Regions from separate parts of the Homo sapiens genome. Here region 2 is linked to region 1. A link is an interaction called in ENCODE POLR2A ChIA-PET data of the cell type or tissue named here. Cell type or tissue: endothelial cell of umbilical vein. All regions are shown on one strand. Each heading gives the region's core, and the rest is flanking DNA. Links, peaks and the distances in the headings are about the cores only.

Region 1 (5,376 bases), core at 73-5,072:
AAAGAAGCATCTTGGGGCAAGGACTTGATCTCTTTAGAAACCGTATTTACAGGCTGGGCACGGTGGCTCATGCCTGTAATCCCAGCACTTTGGGAGGCTGAGGCTGGCGGATCACCTGAGGTCGGGAGTTCGAGACCAGCCTGACCAACATGGAGAAACCCCGTCTCTACTAAAAATACAAAATTAGCTGGGTGTGGTGGCACATGCCTGTAATCTCAGCTACTCAGGAGGCTGAGGCAGGAGAATCGCTTGAACCCGGGAGGTGGAGGTTGCAGTGAGCCGAGATTGTGCCATTGCACTCCAGCCTGGGCAACAAGAGCAAAACTCTGTCTCAAAAAAAAAAAAAAAAGAAAAAGAAAAAAAGAAACTGTATTTATTTACAATGAGTGGTGACATGTCAACTAGTCACAAATCCATGTATCTAAAACCCCCATAGGACCAGAATTAAAATAGAAAAGACTTCTGAGCAGCCCAAATAGACATTAAAAACCCCTGCTCTAAAACACAAGCTCTTTGTTTATTCGTGAGCCTTCAGTCAAAACCTTTGAATTCATATGTTACGTACAGTTGCAACTGCCTGTGTGAACAGATATCCAAATCCATGCAGGAGAAAAAGGTGCAAGGAGGGAAAAGAACTGTTATGGGAAAAAATGATCAAAACTTGGCTGTCTGGAGTATTTGGTATAGGGATGGGGTGGTGGGGTGCTGGCTGCCATAGTGCTCTGAAGTCGTGGGCTCTCAAAGCCCAAGGAAATGATAAGATTCATAGAGGGGATCGCGAGTCACCAAGAAAGCACTCAACTCTGCTCAGGGCAATATGTGATAGATTCAAGGAAAATTTATATTCAAAATTGGACAGGGCTGTGACTCTTAAAGGGATAAACACTCCTTTATTGGAGCACCAGGTTTCTCCTCCATCTGAGCTGGGGGTGGAGATTTTGCTGTGCCCAGCTCCATATCCAACAAGTTCCTCAGCTCTCCTGAAGCACTGTTAGAGGAGAGAAGAGAATTGGGCCCTGACCTGAAGCCTGCATCAGTGACCAGTCCAGGCTAGTGACCCATCAAGCCCCGGGAGCCCTTGTACCTTCACTGTTCAACCTCAGCACCTGTGCCCCTTCTCTCTTTTCTCTTTATTCTGCCTTCTCATTCTCTCTCCACCTCTCCTATTTCTCCTCTCCATTCTACCCACAGCCACCCCACCCACCCACTGCCATCCTGTAGGACTTTGTGCAATGATGGAGATGTTCTGCATTTATGCTGCCCAATACAGTAGTAATGAGCCATGTGGCTATGGAGCACCTGAAATGTAGCTAGGGCAACCGAGGAACTTCATCTTTGACTTTCATTTGTTTTAATTATTTAATTATTTTATTTTATTTTATTTATTTTATTTATTTTGAGATGGAGTTTCGCTCTTGCTGCCGAGGCTGGAGTGCAATGGCGCAGTCTCGGCTCACTGCAACCTCCGCCTCTCAGGTTCAAGCGATTCTCCTGCCTCAGCCTCCCAAGTAGCTGGGATTACAGGTGTGCACCACCACACCTGGCTGATTTTTTGTATTTTTAGTAGAAATGGGGTTTCACCATGGCTGGGCTGATCTTGAACTTCTGACCTCAGGTGATTCGCCCGCCTTGGCCTCCCAGAATGCTGGGATAACAGGTGTGAGCCACTGCACCTGGCCTATTTATTTTTTGAGACAGGGTTTTTCTCTGTTGCCCAGGCTGGAGTGAAGTGGCATGATCACAGCTCACTACAGCCTCGACCTCTCTCGGCTCAAGCAAACCTCCTGCCTCAGCCTTCCAAGTAGCTGGGACTACAGGCATGCACCACCCACCCAACTAATTTTTGAAAATTTTTTGTAGAGATGGGGTCTCACTGTGTTGCCCAGGCTGGTTCCAAACTCCTGGGTTTAAGTGATCCTCCCACCTCTGCCTCACAAAGTGCTGGGATTGTAGACGTGAGCCACTGTGACCAGCTTCATTTTCATTTAAATAGCTACATGTGGCTAGCAGTTACCGCTTCTGGAGAGCACAGTGACCCTGGAGGAGCTCCAATGGGTCCCCAGGCTGCTCACTGGCCTGTTGGTCTGGATGACCACAGGCATTCATTTATTGTACATGCAACTGTTATTAAGCACCTACTGTGTACCAAGCAGAAAAAGATTATCTTGTGAAATACTTCAGTGAGCTCTCAGTCCCTTCCTTCTCTGTTTTTCCTTCCTTTCATCAGCAAATCCTGGCTGCCTGCCAAGCGCTCAGTGCTGTATGACAATGGTGCATGAACTGCAGTGAGCCTCAGGATCACTTCAGGGACCTGTTTAAAAAATGCAGAACTGGCAGTGTGCGGTGGCTCACACCTGTAATCCTAGCACTTTCGGAGGCTGAGGCGGGCAGATCATGAGGTTAGGAGATCGAGACCATCTTGGCCAACATGGTGAAACCCTGGCTGTACTAAAAACACAAAAACTAGCTGGGCATGATGGCATGCGCCTGTAATCCCAGCTACTCGGGAGGCTGAGGCAGGAGAATTGCTTGAACCAGGGAAGTGGAGGTTGCAGTGAGCCGAGATTGCGCCACTGTACTCCAGCCTGGCGACAGAGCGAGACTCTGTCTCAAAAAAAAAAAAAAAAGCAGAACCCCCTTTCCCACCCCCACCCATTAGATCTACTGAGCCAGAATCTCCAGGGCAGGCCCAGCATCAGAGCCTCCCACAGGAGAATCTATTCCCACAGGGAATACTAAACCAATGGCAGATGCTTTTCTACCAACAGCTTATACTTTAGAAGGTGTGATCAAAAAAAAAAAAAAAAAAGGCCAGTAAATGGTGAGCTCTTTTTACAAACAGCTATTCCCCAAGAACTGTCTGAAAATGCCCTAGAGAGAACTAATACCTTAAGCCTTTTTATGGTGACATCTTAAGGGAATGTCTTTGGCAGATGTTTTTCCTGCCATGGAGTCAAATAGCAGAGTGGTTAGGAACCAGGCCTGCAGGGGCAGATCTGGCCTCAGGTCCTGCCTGTGTGACCTTGACAGGGCTGATCCCTATCTGTAAAACAGAGATAATCGTCTCTGGCTTCCATGTCACAACAGTTCATTATGAGAGTGGATCACGGGGAGATCAGGACAAGTTTCAGAAAGCTGAGAACCTTAGGGTCTCAGGTACCTCAAGGCCAGGAGGGACCCAGCCCTTCAAGAGTCCCTTGAACAAAGGGCACTTAGACCCTTAAGGCTTTAGTTTGGGATGTTTTCAGCTTGGAAAATATTGTTCTAATTTTATTCCAGTCCAACTGGAATACATTTAGAACATGCATAGATCTGGTTCCAATTCAAACTGGTTCATTGGGTACTTCTTGGGTTAAAGAAAATTGACAAATAAGGAATCGGTAAAAAAAAAAATCATCATCATCATATCTGAGTTCAGGGTTGAACTTTTCAGTTGGAAAGTTGTGATTCTTTGGTTCAGTTCAAGTACCTGTTTACAAATTAACTGTACAAGCATTTATTTAGCACCTAGTTTTGTTCCAAGAATAAACCAGGTATGAGACAGTTGCAAGGAATTTCTGCTCACCTGTGGAAAGAGACAACTAAAGAATCATAATCCCCTTAACGACCAAACAAGCAAAATCCTAGGGACGCCCACTAGGGAGCAAAAGGTTCTGGGGGAGGGTGGCCAGCAGACACACAGAGGAGGGGTGATGTGTGAGCTGGGTGCCGAACAGTGAGTGAGAGGGATTTCCTGGGCAGTTAGCGGTGGGGAGGAAGGGAAGCAGGAAGGTGAGATAAGCTGTACTGTGCACGCAGTCACAGAAGAAGGGGAAGGATAGTCTAGACTGTGGGTGGCCCATGGGCTTGGAGAGGTGCTTGCGGGAGATCATGAAGACACCAAGCTCTGCCCCGGACTTGCTACTCTGTCCCCACCCCAAAAAGAGGACCACTTTTCCTGGCTGGAAAGAACCATATTTGTATTTCCTTGTGTATTTATTTGTTTCAGTAGTTTTATTGAGATATAATTCATATATCACACAATCATTCATTCAAAGTGTATAACTGAATGATTTTTAGGACAGTCAGATACATGCCACTATCACCACAGTCAATTTTAGAACATTTTCATCACTGCAAGAAATCCCATATCTGCTAGCTATCTTCCTCCCACCCAACCCCCATCACCCTCACCTCCTCCCCAGCCTGAAGCAACCACGAATCTACTTTCTGTCTGTATAGATTTTTCTATTCCGCACATTACAAATAAACGGAGTTGGCTGGGCATGGTGCTCATGCCTGTAATCCCAGCACTTTGGGAGGCTGAGGAGGGCGGATCACCTGAAGTCAGGAGTTTGAGACCAGCCTGGCCAATATGGTGAAACCCTGTCTCTACTAAAAATACAAAAATTAGCCAGGCACAGCGGCAGGTGCCTGTAATCCCAGCTACTCAGGAGGCTGAGGCAGGAGAATCGCTTGAACCTGGGTGGCGGAGATTGCAGTGAGCCGAGATCGCACCACTGCACTCCAGCTTGGACAACAGAGTGAGACTCCATCTCAAACAAAAACAAAAACAAATGAATTGAGTCTTACAATATGTTGCTTTCAACATCTGGCTTCTTTCACATAGCATGAAGTCTTCATCCATGTTAAGGCCCATCTATGTGGGAACACGTATCGGTCTGTCACCCCTTTTTATGACCAAATAATATTTTATGGTATGGATAGACCACATTTTATTTATCCACTCATCTGTGGACGGACGTTTGGGTTGTTTCCACCTCTCGGCTATCATGAACAATGCTGTGTGAACATTCACGGATGCGTTCCTGTGTAAGTCATTACTGTCATAACTCCCATGTCACAGATGAGGGTGCATGTTTTCATTCCACTGAGGAGTGGAACCGTTGGGTCACAGAGGAAATCTATATTCAACTCTGCAAGGAACGGCCAGGCTCTTTTGTATTTACATATTTACTTTGAAAAGAAGGAAATGCTGGGTGCAGTGGCTCACATCTGTAATCCCAGCACTTTGGGAGGCCGAGGCAGGTGGATCACGAGGTCAGGAGATCAAGACCATCCTGGCTAACACGGTGAAACCCCGTCTCTACTAAAAATACAAAAAATTAGCCGGGTGTGGTGGTGGGTGCCTGTAGTTCCAGCTACTCAGGAGGCTGAGGCAGGAGAATTGCTTGAACCCAGGAGGAGGAGGTTGCAGTGAGCCGAGATCACACCACTGCACTCCAGCCTGGGCGACAGAGGGAGACCGTCTCTCAAAAAAAAAAAAAAAAAAAAAAAAAAGAATAAAGAAAAAAAAGAAAAGAAGGAAATGAATGAGAAGACAGGAGTAATAATGGAAATCTGCTTGAAGCCAAGGGGCAGCCTATGTTCAGGGAA
Region 2 (5,376 bases), core at 293-5,292, 80 kb before region 1:
CAAACTATGGTAAGTGATAGAAATGTTAAAGGGATTCCAATGAAGGTAAAAATCACCTATGGAAAATTATTCTCCCTCTTTCCATTTGCATATAAAAATCAAATGATTTCACCCGTTTTTGCTCTCCTAAGATGTGATCTATGCCCCTCACTAAAAGGACTAGAAAGAGATACATCAAAGTATTTCATAGTTGTTATATGTTTGGATTGTGGAACTAATTTTAGTGATAATTTTATAAGCCCTGTTTTTAATTTTTTTTCAGTGAATAATATATTTGATTTTACTACAAGCATGTAGTTAAAAAAAAAAATTGAGGCCGGGTGCAGTGGCTCATGCCTGTAATCCCAGCATTTTGGGAGGCCAAGGTGGGCAGATCACCTGAGGTCAGGAGTTTGAGACCAGCTTGACCAATATGGAGAAACCCTGTCTCTACTAAAAATACAAAATTAGCCAGGCATGGTGGTGCATCCCTGTAATCCCAGCTACTCGGGAGGGTGAGGCAGGAGAATTGCTTGAACACAGGAGGCGGAGGTTGCGGTGAGCCAAGATCGCACCATTGCACTTCAGCCTGGGCAACAAGAGCGAAATTCCGTCTCAAAAAGAAAAAAATTAACTGTTTCACTAGAAAAAGGAAAACATGGCCTAGGCAATATGAGTTAGAGGAAGTTGTTGTCATGAATGTATGGACTTGGAGTTAGCAGAGTTACTGGTTTTAAAGCAAATAGGAATGGGAAAATAGTTTATATCCCTGATTTCTCTAAAATCAAGACCCAAGCCTTCTGTGGGTATTTTAGTGACGTGCAGTGCAAAGAAGCCCAAGCCAAGCTTGTGATTTGTCTGTGAGCACTTGCAGCCAATTTGTATTTTTTAGTTACTCTCTCTGATCTACTAATGAAGTGGCTAAACAAGTAACTTTTAAGCATAACTTAAACAGTTCAATGCTTTCAGAAATGAGTGTAGCTAATTTAAATCATGTAAGTAAGTAAAAACTTTGAGAAAACAATTTGTTAATAGCTTAGCAACCCTTGGGGATAGAACATCTGTGTTTTTAAGAGACAATGTTTAGTCATGAAGTGACTATAAATTCATACTAGATACATTATGAACAACAAAGAGGTTGAATTCCAAAACAGTATTTGAAAGTAAAGAGAGAAACTACAATTTTGAACATGGTAAAAATTAAACCTAAATTTATTTTAGTTGCAGATTTAGAAGTGTGAAAAGGAAAAATATATACGTATTTTGAACATGCTATCCCAGTGATTTATTAATAGAGCTTAATACACTCTTGCTGGAGATTTCAAATGCCTGCTAGCCTCTCCACATATAAGTGCAAAGGCTAAAACTTCCCTTGCATCAGTCTAGCTAGTTTTGTGTTATTTTTAGTTTTCAAGTAGAATTTAATCAAATAGATCATAGAGCGGCCCTCAGAAAGTGAATGGGAAATTTCTTACTGTTAACAGTTTCTTTAGGGAGTATGAAGTCATAGACCCTGGTGTGGAGAGCTTCACAGAAGTGGATCTATTTTCAGAATTATGTTTGATGTGAATTTTTGCACGTTTACTTCAAAGGCATTTTCATTATAAGTGACAAATGACTTCTGAGGAGGATAGAATAAAAAGATTAGCTTAAAATAATTGAAATCTGAGAAGTTAATTTTGTTGACCAACGAATAGGTTTATGAAGCATCCCATTTTGAAATCAGAAAATTTATATTTCCAAACTCGAATCTGCCTAAAAATGCTACTTTTCCAGGCATGGCAGTTGTTCTGATTAGATTTTGTATAATGTACATGATTAGACTATCAGTTTCATGTAGGATTCTATATAGGTTTATAAATTGTAAACTCTCAGTATATAATAAATTAAAAATAAGAAGGCTAGTCCTTTTGGGAGTGACTGGTTCTACTGTCTCCCTTCTAAAAGTAAAGTTATTTTCATTGTTTTTGCATACATGACTGTATTCAGATTTTTTCCCAATGTCTAAAGTGCTTCTTCCCTACCCAAACTCACCCCTTTCTCTTAGGGTTTAGAAATTATTACCTTCAGCCAGGCACCGTGGCTCACACCTGTAATTCCAGCACTTTGGAAGGCCAAGTCAGGTGGATCACTTGAGGCCAGGCGTTCAAGACCAGCCTGGTCAACATGGCAGAACCGTGTCTCTACAAAAAATACAAAAAAGTTAACCAGGCATAGTGGCAGGTGCCTGTAATCCCAGCTACTTGGGAGGCTGAGATGGGAGAATCGCTTCAACCCAGGAAGCGGAGGCTGCAGTGAGCCAAGATGGCACCACTGCACTCCATCCTGGGCGACAAGAGCTAAACTCTGTCTAAAAAAAAAAAAAAAAAAAAAAAAAGAGAGAGAAAGAAAGAAATTACTACCTTCTCAGCAAAGCCTTTCCAACCACTTAGCAGCCCAGCTATTAGAGCACTTCATATTTTGAATTATCACCTTGTTGTATGGTTGTGGCTGTCCCATTAGAGAACATGGTCCCCCCAACAGTGACTGTCCTAAACCACATTTAGTTTCTTAGTCCTGTAACAGTGTTTTTCATGTATATATTTCTTTAGTTCTGTTCATATATCTATTTACAAAATATAACTTATTTCCCAAGGTTTTTAGTAAGAGGGAAATTCTTTAGGCATGGATTTAAAAAAAAAAAAAAAAAGAAAAGAAATCTGGCTTTTCTCTTTTGATTAATTCCTAATCTTGCGGTTTCACTCATCCTTCTCATGTGGTTTCTCCCTGGACAGACCTGTGTCAGGTGTGGGAAATTGGGCAGAGAATGTAATAATCTCAGTGGAGGGTTCTGTAGCAGTTGTTTTTTAACTTGCTGAATATGTGCTTTTTCTCTTATTTGTTCCTTTGTCCTAAAAATAGGTGTGCTTTAGTGAAAGTTCCAATTAGTAGGGTTCCATTTCCTGTAGATTTTGCTACACTGGAAGTGAGAGGTGGCTAAAAACCGATCATGGCAAAATATTCCAGACACAGAAAGCTCCTGCACAGGGAGTTGGTTGCCTTCTGCCCACAGATTAAGGGGTATTGCCTCATTGGCTTTCCAGGTGGATTATAATCTCCTTCCCATCACGACATCCATTTCCACCCTCATTTTCAAAGGTGGAAAGGAAACAGGATGAGGAAGAATCCCTGGGGTGAAATTTGAATGCACACTTCTGAAGGGGAGCGACTTTTTCTAAACTTTGTAAAGAGGGTGACCCCTCACTGAAGTCAGTTTTTCTAAGCTGGAACCGTTAGCCCTAGTGTGTTCCAAAGACTCCTATTTCCTTTCCAAATAATTCAGGAGTCAGGTGGAGGAGAACAAATGGCAAACAGCATGGCCACCCGTGTGTGTTCTGTGCATGGCAGTCAGGGCTGGGCACTGTGCCGTTGGTGCAAAGCACCTGGAGTCTAGTCCACTTTAACTCTTGTCTCGGGAATCTTAAGGGCTCGTGGTTTTCCCTGAAACCTGTGGGAGGAAGCTTGCTGGCTTCACATTTATGGCAGGAGGACCAGAAGAGTCCATCAGTGGCTGTATTTGCAGGCCTCGGAGATCCCACAGTCAAGGCCTGGGGACTGACTAGGTCATAGTCAGCAGGTCCTGAGCTGGGCTAGATAAGAGTGTGCTTCCTAGACTGTGATCAGAAAGTTAATCGTTGGTGACAGTGAGTCTGCCCTTGTTCCTAAGCCATTGTTTTAGTTTTGTAAGATTTATAGGGCTGACAATCAGATTAAAATGTATAGAATAAGTAAAACCTCCTTCCTTCAGAAATGTGTATTGGGACTTTCTCCCAGTCTCTCTCTCCCCGTTTTCTAACCTTTGAAGATAAAGGCAGGAGAATTATAATTCTGACAAGCCTTCCAGACAGCTTGCTTAATCTGGGCTATGAGGCTATCAGGCCTGGAGGCTTGTCTCTGCAGCTACTGCTAAACTGAACATCCAGGCACCATGAGGTCAGCTGCACAGAGACCCTTTCCCAGAGGCAAACTGGCTCAAAGAGAGACCGTATCAGAAAAATAAAGACTTATTAGGATGGAGCCAGATGGAGGATGGAAACAGAATTTTATTTGTGTGCTCTTTTGTTTCTAGGGAAAAACAAAAGCAACACAGGTCACTGGACTCTAAACATATGAAGTTTGACTATTTACAGAGGAAGCTCTTGGATTCATTTCTAGATCTCTTCCTTCCCAGCCCTGATTTCCTTCCCTTTCTGGGGAGAGGCAGCTGTGAAGAGCTGCCAAGTCTCTCTGCCCACTCACCCTGGTGGCACTGCCAGCTCTCCTCTGTTCCCACTGTCATCTTTGGGTCCTGGCCCTCAGCCCCCATCGCCTAGACCCTGCACTAGTCCCCCAGCTGCTCCCCTCCAAGGGCTGCTTCCCTCCCATCCAGAGGGACCACATTGTTTCCCAAGTAGTCTCCCAAGAGCACGCTGAGGTCCTGGGCACAGCTTTGCTCAGGTGCGTGGAGTGGCCCCACTTTGTATGCAGAAAAGTCTAGGCTCAGTCTCAGCAGATCTCCATAAACCTGCCTTCCAAGCTATTTTCACATTCCCCCTCTTATTCTCAAACACACCGGCTGGTCCGTGGGCACCCTTGTGCTTTTCTGTCTCCCTGTCTGTGCTTCTATTATTCCTCTGCCTGGGATGCCCTTCCCCCCACCTCCACATGCCCAAATCCTACCCTTTGTTTACAGACCACCTAGGTGCCTTCTCCTCCTTGAAGCCTTTCTTGATGCTTCCAGTTTAATTTCTCCCTTCCCTGGATCCCCACAGATTACACTTATTTGCACACTTCAGATGATATTATCACCTCCTATCTTGTCTGATAGTTATTTTTGTACATGTTTTATCTCCATGTCTAGATTATGAACACCATGGTTCGGAGGCGCTGCCTCTACTTTTTGGTATCTTCTGTGGCAGTGGTTTCCATTGAGAAGCCATTGAGATTTTTTTAAGCACAGAGTAACATGATCAGGTTTTTATTATGGACTTTTTTGTTCATGCCCCCCTCACTACCCAGGAACTGCTCAGAAAGGGATGGTTCAAATCTTTTTCTCAGCCAGGCTTCTGAACAATTTCCCTGACTAGGCAGTGCCTTACACTTCTCTCCTCTCCATCAGGACCACCCCAGGTGAACTATCTTGCCAGCATCCCCTGACTGTACTTTTCACGGTCTCTCTCTCTCTCCCTCCTTCTCCCTCTCCCTCTCTCCCCCTCTCTCTCTCTCTCTCCCTCCTTCTCCCTCTCCCTCTCTCCCCCCACCTCCCTCTCTCCCCCTCCGTCTCTCCCCCCTCCCCCCTCCCTTCCCCTCTCCTCCTCTCCCCCTCTCCCCCTCTCCCCCTCTCTCCCCCCTCCCTTCTCTAAGCCACCCTGTGGCAGA

The links. ChIA-PET counts read pairs that join two places held together with the same protein. Peaks named below come from ENCODE experiments on the same cell type or tissue, not always from the same donor. Only the 100,000 strongest peaks of a DNase experiment are listed, where the experiment ranks them.
Region 2: POLR2A ChIA-PET joins it to region 1 with 5 read pairs; 5 of 35 experiments call an interaction of 5 or more read pairs at or near these places.

Annotation. Positions count from the first base shown.
Region 1 is chr18:48,980,809-48,986,184 of GRCh38, reverse strand. No RefSeq gene overlaps it. Among named protein-coding and RNA genes, the nearest start is that of SMAD7, 33 kb to the right of the region's middle. RefSeq lists an enhancer at 1,836-2,337. In endothelial cell of umbilical vein, for the core only: no CTCF peak of the experiment used is centred there; a DNase peak (open chromatin) is centred at 2,244.
Region 2 is chr18:49,060,600-49,065,975 of GRCh38, reverse strand. All of the region lies in intron 17 of DYM (dymeclin), which reads left to right. Among named protein-coding and RNA genes, the nearest start is that of MIR4744, 14 kb to the right of the region's middle. In endothelial cell of umbilical vein, for the core only: no CTCF peak of the experiment used is centred there; no DNase peak of the experiment used is centred there.